Regions from separate parts of the Homo sapiens genome. Here all the other regions are linked to region 2. The links are chromatin contacts, found by Hi-C or POLR2A ChIA-PET in ENCODE. All regions are on one chromosome and are shown on one strand. The core of a region is the stretch at or near the end of the contact, and the rest is flanking DNA. Distances in the headings are between cores, read along the strand shown.

Evidence for each region. Hi-C counts contacts between places; a loop is a spot of excess contacts on that map. ChIA-PET counts read pairs that join two places held with the same protein, here RNA polymerase II (POLR2A). Pooled maps may share reads with other maps.
Region 1: a pooled map shows a loop between it and region 2 (4-fold over the local background). The contact joins the promoter of IL19 here to the promoter of CD55 in region 2. A Hi-C loop is called at or near these places in 2 of 37 single-sample maps with no recorded cell type and 8 of 50 pooled maps.
Region 3: a loop to region 2 is called in a map of CD8-positive, alpha-beta T cell, with 2.6 times the contacts of the local background. The contact joins the enhancer-like site here to the promoter of CD55 in region 2. A Hi-C loop is called at or near these places in 1 of 168 maps with a recorded cell type or tissue (CD8-positive, alpha-beta T cell), 2 of 37 single-sample maps with no recorded cell type and 5 of 50 pooled maps. POLR2A ChIA-PET finds 5 or more read pairs at or near these places in 2 of 52 experiments (activated CD4-positive, alpha-beta T cell and activated naive CD4-positive, alpha-beta T cell).
Region 4: a map of naive thymus-derived CD4-positive, alpha-beta T cell shows a loop between it and region 2 (20-fold over the local background). The contact joins the promoter of DYRK3 here to the promoter of CD55 in region 2. A Hi-C loop is called at or near these places in 1 of 168 maps with a recorded cell type or tissue (naive thymus-derived CD4-positive, alpha-beta T cell), 1 of 37 single-sample maps with no recorded cell type and 9 of 50 pooled maps. POLR2A ChIA-PET finds 5 or more read pairs at or near these places in 1 of 52 experiments (PC-3).

What each region holds. Positions count from the first base shown.
Region 1 is chr1:206,769,195-206,772,534 of GRCh38, reverse strand. IL19 (interleukin 19) reads right to left here and starts at 1,762. Exons shown (of 7, transcript NM_153758.5): 1 at 1,457-1,762. It overlaps IL10 (interleukin 10), which reads left to right and starts at 41. Exons shown (of 5, transcript NM_000572.3): 1 at 41-264; 2 at 1,120-1,179; 3 at 1,476-1,628; 4 at 2,641-2,706. The coding sequence starts at 100. RefSeq lists cis regulatory regions at 1-330, 1-412 and enhancers at 1,412-1,601, 3,162-3,271.
Region 2 is chr1:207,319,883-207,323,122 of GRCh38, reverse strand. CD55 (CD55 molecule (Cromer blood group)) reads right to left here and starts at 1,445. Exons shown (of 10, transcript NM_000574.5): 1 at 1,258-1,445; 2 at 556-741. The coding sequence starts at 1,357. It overlaps LOC107985251 (a long non-coding RNA gene), which reads left to right and starts at 994. Exons shown (of 3, transcript XR_007066838.1): 1 at 994-1,437. RefSeq lists a silencer at 1,170-1,249 and an enhancer at 1,810-2,019.
Region 3 is chr1:206,573,560-206,576,730 of GRCh38, reverse strand. All of the region lies in intron 2 of RASSF5 (Ras association domain family member 5), which reads right to left. It also overlaps a transcript of EIF2D not described here. Among named protein-coding and RNA genes, the nearest start is that of EIF2D, 37 kb to the left of the region's middle. RefSeq lists an enhancer at 824-873. Within about 2 kb of position 1,375, at least 19 of the 41 ENCODE cell types and tissues checked have a DNase peak (open chromatin) inside an H3K27ac peak, as active enhancers do; they include CD8-positive, alpha-beta T cell, where a contact is called at or near this core.
Region 4 is chr1:206,633,964-206,636,994 of GRCh38, reverse strand. It overlaps DYRK3 (dual specificity tyrosine phosphorylation regulated kinase 3), which reads right to left and starts at 1,459. Exons shown (of 3, transcript NM_003582.4): 1 at 1,215-1,459. The coding sequence starts at 1,291. It overlaps DYRK3-AS1 (DYRK3 antisense RNA 1), which reads left to right and starts at 1,327. Exons shown (of 2, transcript NR_183645.1): 1 at 1,327-1,395; 2 at 2,012-2,799. RefSeq lists silencers at 1,020-1,129, 1,180-1,599.

The DNA.
Region 1 (3,340 bases), core at 513-3,012, 550 kb after region 2:
GAGCTTACAATATAAAAGGGGGACAGAGAGGTGAAGGTCTACACATCAGGGGCTTGCTCTTGCAAAACCAAACCACAAGACAGACTTGCAAAAGAAGGCATGCACAGCTCAGCACTGCTCTGTTGCCTGGTCCTCCTGACTGGGGTGAGGGCCAGCCCAGGCCAGGGCACCCAGTCTGAGAACAGCTGCACCCACTTCCCAGGCAACCTGCCTAACATGCTTCGAGATCTCCGAGATGCCTTCAGCAGAGTGAAGACTTTCTTTGTGAGTATGATTCCTTCCTGTCCTTTCTCTCTTCCTGGGACTGCCTGAACTAGACATTCTCCTGGAACTATAAGAACCCTCCTCCTGCGCCTCCACCTCCATCCCCAACACCTATTCCCCCAAACTTAAATTCTTAAGAGAATCCTAGATCAAGCCATGGGTTTGGTGAGTTAAGCTAAGCCAGATGATACAGTAAATGTGCAGGAAACCTGCCTTATAAAGTAAATGCGTTCTCTCTCGTGCTGAGAAACTTATAAGATCCTGCTGGCGCTCTATACTTTATTGGCTAGGAGAAGTAAAGAAATGTCTGATTCGAGGTGAAGATGCTCCCCATGCCTTGCAGCAGGGAAATTTAAATTGCCTCTGCTTAGAGCGTTTCCAGACCTGAAAGACCAGTGGTTTAGGGAAGCACTCTACATGAGGGAAACCTGCATTAGAAGGAGCTTCTTAATCCCTGGGATCTTTCCAAGCTAAACTGGATGTCTACAGTGGGGAGAAAGAAAAGCAGAGAACAGGACATGAGGGGGGCTCAAGGCCCCGAAGGGTTGACATAGGTGTCCCTTAAAGCCGAATGTAGCTCCGCAGAAAGAAGACCAGGACTGAGTCAAGCTTCTGCTTTCCCTTCAAAATCGGCCAGATTTTTTAAATAACTTGACTCTGAGGAGGAGGACCTGATTTAAGTGATGGTCCCATCACTGTTGAATCCTCTGTTTTTAAAACTCCCCTTTTGATTTTTTTGGGCCAGAGCCAATTTTATTTAAAAAAAAAAATCTCTAAATGAAAGGGCATCAAAAAGACCGCATTTCAGTTATTTCCCCAAACCTCAAGTTCATTCTCCTTTTGTTCTTCCTGCAGCAAATGAAGGATCAGCTGGACAACTTGTTGTTAAAGGAGTCCTTGCTGGAGGACTTTAAGGTGAGAGCAGGGGCGGGGTGCTGGGGGAGTGTGCAGCATGATTAAGGGAAGGGAGACTCTGCTTCCTGATTGCAGGGAATTGGGTTTGTTTCCTTCGCTTTGAAAAGGAGAAGTGGGAAGATGTTAACTCAGCACATCCAGCAGCCAGAGGGTTTACAAAGGGCTCAGTCCCTTCGGGGAGGCTTCTGGTGAAGGAGGATCGCTAGAACCAAGCTGTCCTCTTAAGCTAGTTGCAGCAGCCCCTCCTCCCAGCCACCTCCGCCAATCTCTCACTCACCTTTGGCTCCTGCCCTTAGGGTTACCTGGGTTGCCAAGCCTTGTCTGAGATGATCCAGTTTTACCTGGAGGAGGTGATGCCCCAAGCTGAGAACCAAGACCCAGACATCAAGGCGCATGTGAACTCCCTGGGGGAGAACCTGAAGACCCTCAGGCTGAGGCTACGGCGCTGTGTAAGTAGCAGATCAGTTTTTTCCCTTGCAGCTGCCCCCAAAATACCATCTCCTACAGACCAGCAGGGACACTCACATCCACAGACACAGCAAAGACACAGACTGGCAGAGCTAGCTGTAAATGAGGAAAGACTCCTGGAGTCAGATCTCTTGCTCATTTCTCTTTGAGCAGGCGTTGGGGGTGGCTGCTAGGCATTTACATGTGAAATTTGCAAACAGCTTTCCTGTTATTTGTGAGTCATTTGTGGGTTATTAACTACTCCCCTCTCTCTTCATAAAAGGAGCCCAGAGCTTCAGTCAGGCCTCCACTGCCTCTTTGTAACTAGACCCTGGGCGGGGAGCTAAGGTTCCCAAGCAGAGGAAACATCATTCACCTCTTTTAATCTCAATGTTTTGAAAGCAAAGCTCTAAGAAGGGCCCAATTGACTGACAGGATTTCCCCTGGCATTTTAGAAGGGACAAGGGGGCTATTCATCCCCAGGCTAGTGTCTATGAGTAATTCCTCCAGGTAATTTATTTCTCCAACTGAAATGATGCCCTCACTACTAATGGTTTCCCCTGTTCTGTCACCAATATTGGAAAATCAGTTGGTGTCTATTTGTAGGACAAGGCTATGTGAAGGGTTTGGTCCCAGTAGCTTCCCTCCTCAGATGCTTAGAAGTGTTCCTCGGTGGCTGTGACTGACGGGGAGGAACAGGAGAGAGAGGCAGAAAAGGACAGGCTGAAGAATGCCTCGCTCAGCACTGCAGGAGATACTGTAGAGTTCTGGGGGAGGAAGGAATCCCAAGACCTGGGTTGTCATCCAAGCCTTGCAAACATCTTGGAGTGAGTCCTGGAGAAATACATTTAACTCCCAGGGCCATGGAAGCAGGGCTCAGTTCTCTCTGGGAGCTGTGAGGCAAGGCATTTGGATAAATCTGGCCTCCTCATGATGCCACCAGCTTGTCCCCTAAGTGTGATGGACATGGAGCTGGAAGCCAGGATCACCAACACTTTCTCTTTTCTTCCACAGCATCGATTTCTTCCCTGTGAAAACAAGAGCAAGGCCGTGGAGCAGGTGAAGAATGCCTTTAATAAGGTGAGCTTGGATGGTGGCAGAGAGGGTCTGCAGAGCACAACCCATGCCCACTCCCCAACCCCAAAGCATGGAAGGTGGTGGGGACTCAATAGGCCCCATTCTTCATTGGAGAGAGTGTGGGAACCTGACAGATGGTATGACCTGCTCAGCCAGTGAGGAGCTGCTGCCTTGATTGTATTTGTTTTCTGTTAAGTGTCTTTGGGGGTTTCTAAATGACTGCTCGCTGCCTTTGCAGGCTTGCGGGTTAGGCTGGCCGGCCAGCCTGTGAACACAGTGAGCTGCATGCTGGGGAGAGTGACAAAGGAAACAGAAAGTACAGAAAGTAGCTTGTTGGGAATCTAGGCTGAACCCACACGTGCAGGAAGCTGGCACATAAATGTGCACATACAAATACACCTGGGGGTTCAGCCCAGACTCCCCAGAACTCAGAATGAGCAGGAAGCTGGATTCTCACTTAACCTGGAGTTGGTTCAAGCCCGCTTTCCATCTGCCCTTCGCACCTGCGGAGGTGCCTGAGAATGTCAGTTCCCAAACGAAATGGGGTTTCACACTTCCAACTGTGCGTGAACTTTTTCAGTCTGATTTCCCAGAAACCGTGCGGCCTATGTCCTCCTCGTGGGCTGGGGACAGACAC
Region 2 (3,240 bases), core at 196-2,695:
GCAAGAAGAGAAGATTTGGAATATTCTCCACACAAACACCAAGTGTTTGAGGTACTGGCTATCCAATTACCCTGATTGATCATGACACACTGTATGCATGTGCCAGAATATCACATGTACCCTATAAATATGTACAAGTATAACAGATTTTGAAGTAAATATTGAGAGCTTTTAAAAATGCCACCACAGAGTTGTATTTGGTAAGTCCTACTTTATAAAATACTTAAGAAAACATATCATTTACGCTATGTGTCTCAAGGCAATTGCCAAATATATTTTATATGTTTACTCCCTAAACAATACCTATTGTTTATTTTCTCTACTAGTTCGTTCAAGAGGTACAGTGTTAGGAAGAAAAACTCTTAATGAAGCAGCAGGACCTACTCAGGGTGGTAAATGTCTTCAATTAGCTGGAGTGTGACGTGCCAACAGGGTATACCCTGGGGTTTAGTAACGCTAGAGAACTATCAATTACTAGTCACTCCAAAGGTATATAAAAATAAATTTAAGATACATTCCATTCCCAGAACTTTTCTAAAAAGATGAAGAACTTACGATTGCAGAACTCTTCAATATCTGACCATTGACTGCCCTTAAGGCAGATCACTGAGTCCTTCTCGCCAGGAATTTTCACAAAGCTTTCTTCACATTTGTACGTTATTACAGTATCCTCGGGAAAACTTGTACGGCCTTCCAAAGCTGGCTGGGCATTAGGTACATCTGGGGGAAGGCCACAGTCACCTAGGGAGACAAAAGCAGAACTGAAGGAAATGACTATCAAGTGTCCTCACAGTTGCTGTTTTCAAGACACAAGCCCCCTTGAAATGCCACACCTGAAAGAGATGACATGCAAGTTTGCAGCATCGTGTGCTCCACACGGCTGGACTCTGTCGAGAGTGGGGAACGGTCAGCGGTCTGGCCTCCCATCCTTTTAGACCAGCTTTTTGGGGGTTAAGGATACAGTCTCTTTGAGCCCTCCCTTTCGATTTTGCCAGGCTTGGCTGCTCCGCAAACCCAGCCGGGGCCTCTTTAACCCTCCACGCCGACCCCTAAAGCCAAGTCAGCTGGGGGCCGACACAGCAGGAGCCCCAAATGCTGGTGAGCGGCGAGAGCCTTAAAGGCACAGGACGGCGGGAACCACGACCGCGGGCCAAGCTCCCCACCTGCCAAGTCGCCGGCCCCTGTGCGTGTCTCAGAGACCGACTTGGACCTCCCACCCAGCCCAGGGGCTTCCCCGGCCGCCGGGCCCCTACTCACCCCACACGGCCGGCAGGCACAACAGCACCAGCAGCAGCAGCCGGGGCAGCTCCCCGAGGAGGGGCAGCGCCGCGGGCACGCTCGGCCGCGCGACGGTCATGGCGCGCCGGGTTAGAACAAGGACGCGCCGCCGGGACTCCGCCGAGTCGCAGCTACGCCCAGCGGCCGGAGCGAGTTGCAGTAAGCAGAAGCCTCGTGGCTCCGCAATACCAGTTAAATGAGTGCTTTGGGCGGGGTCTGGGCTGGGGCTCTGCGTCACCAAGGGTGGGACAAACAAGACGGGTGGAGTAGGGGTTTGTTGTGGTCAGAGGTGCGGTCAGAGGGCTCCGGCGTCATACGCCCCGGGGGCCCTAGACTCGGGGAGAGTGGGGAGGGGAAGGAGGAGGAGCTCGCTGGCAACACCCTCTGGGACTCACTCTCTCCACTGCTGGGTGGGGCCTGCGATGACCTGCCTTCTAGAAACCTAAATATCTCCTCGCTACGTAAACACAAACGGGGTGTAAACGGGAGAGGGGGAGGGGTGCTCAAGTATCGCAGGCCTTGCTGCCCGCACGTGAGTTCGTCTAAGCGGAGCATCCCCGCGCTTGAGTGCTGCCAAGGGGACCTGCAGGTGCGGTGGAGTTCGGGGGCTGAGACTCAGGCGCTGAGACGCGGTGCTCTACCCGCGTCTTGGGCCCTCTACTGGGAGGTCTGTCAAAGGCCAGCACGAGGGTGGGGAAATAACTAAGGAGGAAGGGCGTCATCTCCTAGAACACTCTCTAATGTGAAAACAGAGACCTGGGGAAACAGGTTGAATAACACAGTAGGGAGTGAACATTGTTCATGCCTTGTTCGGGTGGGAGTCATTTTCTTCACCCGGGTTCTCCTTATTTACGAAAGACACCACTTTGGGATTACTCCAGACTGACTGTAGAGAGAAATTCACCAGTGTGCGTGTGTGTATGTGTGTGTGTGTGTGTGTGTGTGTGTGTGCGCGCGCGCGCGCGCGCCTCGGGGCGGTGTGGGGTGGGATAACAATAAAAACAAACAGACCCCAAAACGCTGAATGGTGGTGGGGTGGATTTTAAGAGGAAGGCTTGTTACAAACCCTTTAGAATAAATAGCCTGAGGTTTGCAAGACTGGCCACACATTAGAATCACGTGGGGAGCTTATATATATATTTATATTTATATATTCATATATATTTATACATATATAAATATATATTCTTTAAGTTCTGGAATACATGTGCAGAACATGCAGGTTTGTTACATAGGTATACACGTGCCATGGTGGTTTGCTGCACCCATCAACCCAACATCTACATTAGGTATTTCTCCTAATGCTATCCCTCCCCTAACCCCCACCCTCCAACAGGCCCCCGTGTGTGATGTTCCCCTCCCTGTGTCTGTGTATTCTCATTGTTCAACTCCCACTTATGAGTAAGAACATGCAGTGTTTGGTTTTCTGGTCTTATGTTAGTTTGCTGAGGTTGATGGTTTCCAGCTTCATCCATGTCCCTGCATAGGACATGAACTCATCCTTTTTTATGGCTGTGTAGTATTCTATGGTGTATATGTGCCACATTTTCTTTATCCAGTCTATCATTGATGGGTATATGGGTTGGTTCCAATCCAGAGGCCCAAACTGCACCTTAGACAAATTAAATCAGCATCTTTGGGGATGGGACTGGGTATCAGGATTACTTAAAGTGCCACACTGTGCAGCCAGGTTTGAGAACCACAGACCTATATGGTACTGGTCAGAGTAAAGATCTATCCAGCTTAGGACCACCCCTGTCGAAAACAGAAAGGATATAGATGGCAAGGTGGGTTGCCCTTCTTCATAGAGAATAGCCTCAAGAACATGCTTCCCTGTAATAATTTATCTGGGTCTGGCTAGCAGAGTCCTAGCCTAGATTCCTTTTCCCTTAAATGCCTTACCTCGTTAAGTGAAATTCCCTACTTGGAATTATACTTTGGTCTATGGACCAGCTGTGGGGG
Region 3 (3,171 bases), core at 126-2,625, 750 kb after region 2:
ACTATTAGCCCTAGTTCCACCTTCTCTATGTAGTTTCCCAATGCAATTTCTCCAGTCTATAGCCATCTCTCCATCCTCTGCTCTCTTAATGTACCAGATCCCTGGCATTTTGATTCCCACATGGAGAAAGGTAATCACAGTTTTGTCCTGGTCTCTCTTTCTCCTGAATCATACTTCCTATGTTTCCTGTGTATTTCCTCACACCACCAGTTAATGGGCCTTTGTAACTTCACTCTCATTTCATGGACACTTTTCACAAGAAGACAAAGGCTTGGGCACTTCCTTGGATTTTGCTCACTTTACTCCATTCTGCAATGAGGAGGCAACAAAGCTGGCTGGGGTAGGGATGGAGGTAGACAGCTAGGCTCACCCCCTGGTTCTGTGACTCGCTCCCAAACACCAGCCCCATGGCCTCAAAGCCTCAGATTCCCATTGCAGCAAAAGTACAAATTACCATCGTCACAGATCTCTGCAGCTGCTGGCTAATGTTAAATCCATACTGCAAGAGCCTATAGAGGTGATTTCAGAGCCTGTGTGGCTACAGCTGGCATCTAATTATATGCTGCCTTTTATTGTTTAATGATTGTTTCACATGTTAATCCCATCTCCCCAGTGAGATGCTCTCTGGATGGAGGCAGACATTAGTTTGGTGCCTAAGCTTTTTGGCACCCCGCTTGGCTGAAACCTGGGCCAAACTTTAAGTAGGTGTCAGATAAATACCTGTTGATTGGGTGGCAGGGGAGGGCAAGACAGCCTGGGGAGTCTCAGGCCAGAGCCCACCCCAGACCCCTAGGTCCAGGAGCACCTCACACTCAGCTGCACCCTGAGGGTCTGATACCAAGAACACACACCAGGCTTTGGACTTTGGCGTTAGCCGTGTGGCTCAGCTCTTGGCAGCTAGCTGATGAGAACAAATGCAAGACCATCAAATGACCTGTGACGTCTGGGGAGCTACTTCCCCTCTCAGGGCCTCAGTTTCCTTATCTGTGAAATCATGAAGTGATACTGGAGAAGCTCTAAGGGCCCCTTCGCAGGACTAAGATTTTACACATAAGATAGGGTGGTGTTTTTTTCTCATCATTGCTTCCTCTTCTATTTCAGAGAATTGGGTGTGGAGATGGGGGCCTCTTGGAGGCTAGCTAGCATGGCTGAATGGCAGCAGGAATAACCAATCTAAAGGAGCACAAAGAACATTTCTAACCGCCACGACTTTACTTTTTCACTGCTCACCACTTTTCTCTATTGTCAGCAAGACTCTATCTTAGCCAAGCCCAAGCCGGTCTACGCATTCTTAACACACACAACTCAAGAAAACAAAACAAAAAATACCCCGGAAGCCATTCACCATGAGCCTTTGCCACATTTCCTCTTTCTCAGCTCTTAGCAAATCTGTCAGCAGCAATTCTTTCACCCCTTGGAAGGAAGCCATCTCCAGGCTTAAGTCAGGGAGGAAAGCCTCAGGCCCCTCCTACAGGAGAATGTCCATCTGCAGCTGCCTTCCACACCCCAAACACCCGGTGCTTCTGTTGTGCTTGCCCTAGATGGGAACGTCTGCAGGCAAGGGGCAGACACCCATCTATCTGGGCTGGATTTGAAATACCCTGCTCAATGTCCAAACCGCATTCAAAGGTGAGGTTAGGAGTTCAAGACCAGCCTGGGCAACATAATGAAACCCTGTCTCTTCTAAAAAAAAAAACAAAAACAAAAACAAAAAAATTATCCGTGCGCCTGTAATCCCAACTACTCGGGAGGCTAAGGCGGAAGAATCGCTTGAACCTGGGAGGCAGAGGTTGCATTGAGCCAAGATTGCGCCACTGCACTCCAGCCTGGATGACAGAGCGAGACTCCATCTCAAAAAAAAAAAAAAAAAAAAAAAAGTCATTGGTCCCTTTGTGATGGTCTCAACCAAATGAGAAAGAGGAATCCCTATGGGGCCTTACTGCAGGGCCCCCTCCCAGGTCTTCGAAGGCCTGTGTTCTGAAATGGACTCCACAGACCCACCACAGCAGTGAAGGGGTTGATTTCCACAGGTCCCTCTATGGCACTGTCCATTGTCCCAAAATTAAAAGGGTTGGGAACTCCTTAACTGTGTTCCCTAATAGGTTATTTGCAGCAGAGCAGGGAAGGGGCTTTATCATGGAGCTTCTGCTCCATGTGGAATTTGAGCAGCTCTGGTAGGGTGTATTAACAGAGCAGAGGGAAAAAAGAGGTGGCGGGTGGAGGTTGAGAATGGAAAGAGACTCAAGTCTCCAAAGACAAAAACGTAGAGCAGATGGTCAATGTCAACAGTCCGCCAGTAGTAACTGAATGAACTGCCTATGGGTGAGGATCGTGAAAGGCACCTTGAGAGATGACGCAGATGGGATGTGACCCTGTCCTTGGGAGTCTGCAGGTGACCTGAGAAGGGAAGACAGAGATGGATGCGCTGTGGCACACCAGAGCAAGTACAGTGTGATCTGGGACAAAAAGCCTCAAGCAGCACAGATCAGGCCACTCCCGCAGACTCCTCAGGTTGCCAGCATGCCCCAGAGTCTGGACACGGGGTCCCCTGCTCTTTGAGGTGACCATCTCAGTCTCTGCACAGCTCAGCTAGAGTGGGTTATACCAGGGAACAGTAGCTCCCTTACAGGGACCTAAGTTCAAGCCCCTGCAGAGCCTCATTATAATATTAAAAACCGACAGTAGTCAGGCACTGCCCTGAAGGGTTCAAGGTCCTGATCTCATTTAATCCCCTAAATAACAAGAAAGATGCTGTTACTCTTCACCATTAGACCATGCTGCCTTGCACGCTGGGCCACAGGTGGCCTGTGCTGGCCATGCCCTTGGTCTTCTGTGAACTTGATCAAGTCCACCTCACTAAGACTCCGATTTCTATTTTGTTTTTTTAAGAGATGGGGCTCTCACTATATTGCCCAGGCTGGTCTCAAACTCCTGGCCTCAAGTGATCCTCCCGCTTTGGCCTCCCAAAATGCTGGGATTACAGGCGTGAGCCACTACGCCTGGCTACTTATATTAACTTCCAAGTAGACCATCCATCTCGGGTCTTCTTCCCAACTAGACTGAAGCTCTTTAATGACTTACATCCACTGCTACTACTTCTCTATGCCTGGTGGCTCTGAACATGAGGCAAATAGGAAATACTTGCTCAATACTTGCTTCAGTGGTTCTTGA
Region 4 (3,031 bases), core at 210-2,709, 690 kb after region 2:
TAAATTATAAAATGTATTGAATTTACTTCTCTTTCCACTTCATTTTCTGGTGGATGGTGGAGGCAAAATTCTAAATGATTAAGGATCACTTCTCTGTTCTTTAACACTGTGGCTCCACCACTGTAAGGGAACACAAAAGACGGAGAGGATTTATTTAATCCACAAGATGGCCCTGAATAATGTATTTCATCTGCTACCAAGAACACGGATTTCCCAGTTACACACATCAGCATTTCATTGTATCATTTTACATGATACACTATGAATATAACAATGATGATGTTGCAGAGGAATAATTTTTTAACGTCTTTTAAAATATCCTGGAATATTCTGGTCACCTTAAAAACTGTTTTGTGAAATTCATTCTAGAGTTTTCTTTATAGATGTGTTATAAAAATATAAAGGGAAAAAAACCGCTACAAATATTTTTGGAATGCTCTTTTTAAAAACATGCTCACATTCTGATAGAATTATTTATATTTTTAACAGGGAATGGCTTCACCAACAGAAACCAAATATTCTGGATGTGACTGACCCTTTGCCATAAGCCTGATAAAACAAACCAGGATAGGCGTCCACATATATAAAGAAAAAGAAAACGTGCAAAATTGCCTAGTGACTAACAGCCAGAGGAAATTAACAAGAGTCTGCATGCAAATAAAGCGGGGAGCAAGGGTCTCTTCTCTCCATTTAGGTGTAAAATACAACGCAAGGTGGGGAATCTCTCAAAATAGGATCCGGAGAAAGCCGTACCCAGCATAGCCCATAACCTGTACATTCGAAGCTAGACCGCACCCCTCACAGCAAACCCCAAGAGTTCAGCCGTTGGTTATCCGCTCTAAGCAACAGGGCTTCTTTCCAAGGTATTGCTCCCGGGCTCCCCCCCTTTAATAAAAAGCCCCACAAAAAGTCCTAGATTTTCGTAATCCCTTAACATATACCCCGATCTAGGGTTTCAGAGGGAATCCAGGGGTGGAAATTCTTCTTGCTCTAACTCCGCTCTAGCCCCGTCCCCCGCGCCCGGTGAGACAGGGATGGGGGGAGGGGGCCCTGATAGAGAGGAGGTGGGGGCGGTCCCGGGGAGGCAGTCAGACCCCTGCCCTCGTCCCTCCTACTGAGGGCTCACTCTACCTCCTCCCCACCCCCAAGCTTCGCTTGCCAGCGCCAGCCGCTCCCTGTGGCGCCTCCAGCCCGTTACCCCGTGGCGCCGTTACCTCCGCTGCTGGGGCGGGAGCCCGGCCCCAGGCGGCCCCGCATCCTTCCGCCCAGGCCCACGAGCTGTGCCTCCCATCTCCTAGCTCGGGACCCCGCGCGGGGAGAGGCGCCAGTTGGGGGTCCGGTCGGCCACGCCACCTACGCCGGGACGGCTGCCTCCGCGGCGCGACGCTCCCACGGGTACTCTCGACCAGACACTGCAGCTCAGCGCACTTTCGCTCCCGACTGGCCCCGGCTGGGAAGTGGGGAGACGCAGCTCCAGGGGCGGGAGGGGGAGCGGTCTGGTCGCCTAGCAACCGCGGCACGCCCCCGGGAAACGCCTCGGCGCAGCTACGGGCTGACGCACAGGGGCGGGGCCCGTGGCCGGTAAAGGCCACGCGGCGCTCCTAGCGGGTGCTAGTACTGGCGCGGGAGGCGGGAGGTTGGAGGCGAGGAGCTCGCGGCCTAGGCTGTTTGGGTCCCTGGCGCGAGCTGTAGACGGAGAGAGGGGTCCGGAGAAGGAGGGGTGAAAGTAGCAGTTAGCCCGCGATCTCAGAAGGGCTGCCCGCCCCTCACGGTCCCTTAATAGCACGTTGCGTCCTGGAAGTTCTAAAACGTCCCGCTTCAATATGAATTTTAAATTAGTGAAAACATATGTGTATTGTTTTAGGCTTTCCCACCGCGGGGACGGCCCTCCGGGGGTTGGTGAGTTACATAAGAAAGCAATAATAATAAACCCATTTATTGACACGATGCTTCCATTTATGAACATTTGATCTCAGTAACGGAGGTACCCGACGACTTTCGTCTTTTACAGACTTAGCTGGGATGCAGAATAGAAGCTGGGCCTTTGTCTGACTACCCTGCAACAGTCAGCCACAGACGGGAAGGCAGCGCAGGAAACTGAGGCCAAAGGAGCCGCGCTTCCTCATGAGCATGAAGCGGCAAAGCCTGAACTAGAAGCTTCTAACGCCTAACCGTCCTCTTGCCGCACCAGGACCTACCTCTGCAAGGCCCTTCCTGACTTTTTCCTTAGAATGTGTGTATATGTGTCTTTTTCCTTTTCTGATGCTAAGACACCTCAGAAACACCAATGTTAAGCAGATTTCCATCGTTGGAGGTTAAAACACCCGAATACAAGTGTTTTCTTGAGTGTGGCATCTGGTCAGATGTTTTATGGGTTGGTTTGTTTTTAAAAAAAAAAAATTTCCTGTTAGATGGGTGGTAAGAACCAGTCAGAGTTTGTAAACCCACCAAGCACGAGGCGGTCGGACCGTCCAGATTCTGGAGTCCAGAAGACACCAAACGTTCTCAGAATGCCGAACGCGGGCGCCACCTGGTGGGACTAGAACGCTTATTGTCCCAAATCAGCATAGCACACAGTTCCCATAAATCTTAAAAATTCCCATCCAAGGCTCATTTCCGTGTGACTAAAAGTCATATTCTCTGTTCTCGTGACTCCAAGTAAAAATGTCCCTAAAGAGCCAAAGTATCTTCACTGTATAAACTAATAATCTATTGGTTTGGGGAATTTTATTTTTTGTGATCAATGTTACTTTAGCCTTTCTATGATATACATATAAATAAAAAAGTTTTCTTCCATGATGATTTTTTAAAGTTTATTTTATAAATAAACTTTTTCTTTTTGTCTCTCCCTTCCCCCACTTTGCAACCAGAGCAATTCTGCTTTCACAGGGGTTTGTATTTGGGCTCTTACGAAGCTTTTGTTTGAAGAAAGAGTTCCATGGCAACGCAAAGATTGGACGAGGTTACTGTTGAAGTCCCTTCCAGCTCTAAGATTGCAAAATTCTATTAAATAATCCCCGTTCTCAGTACT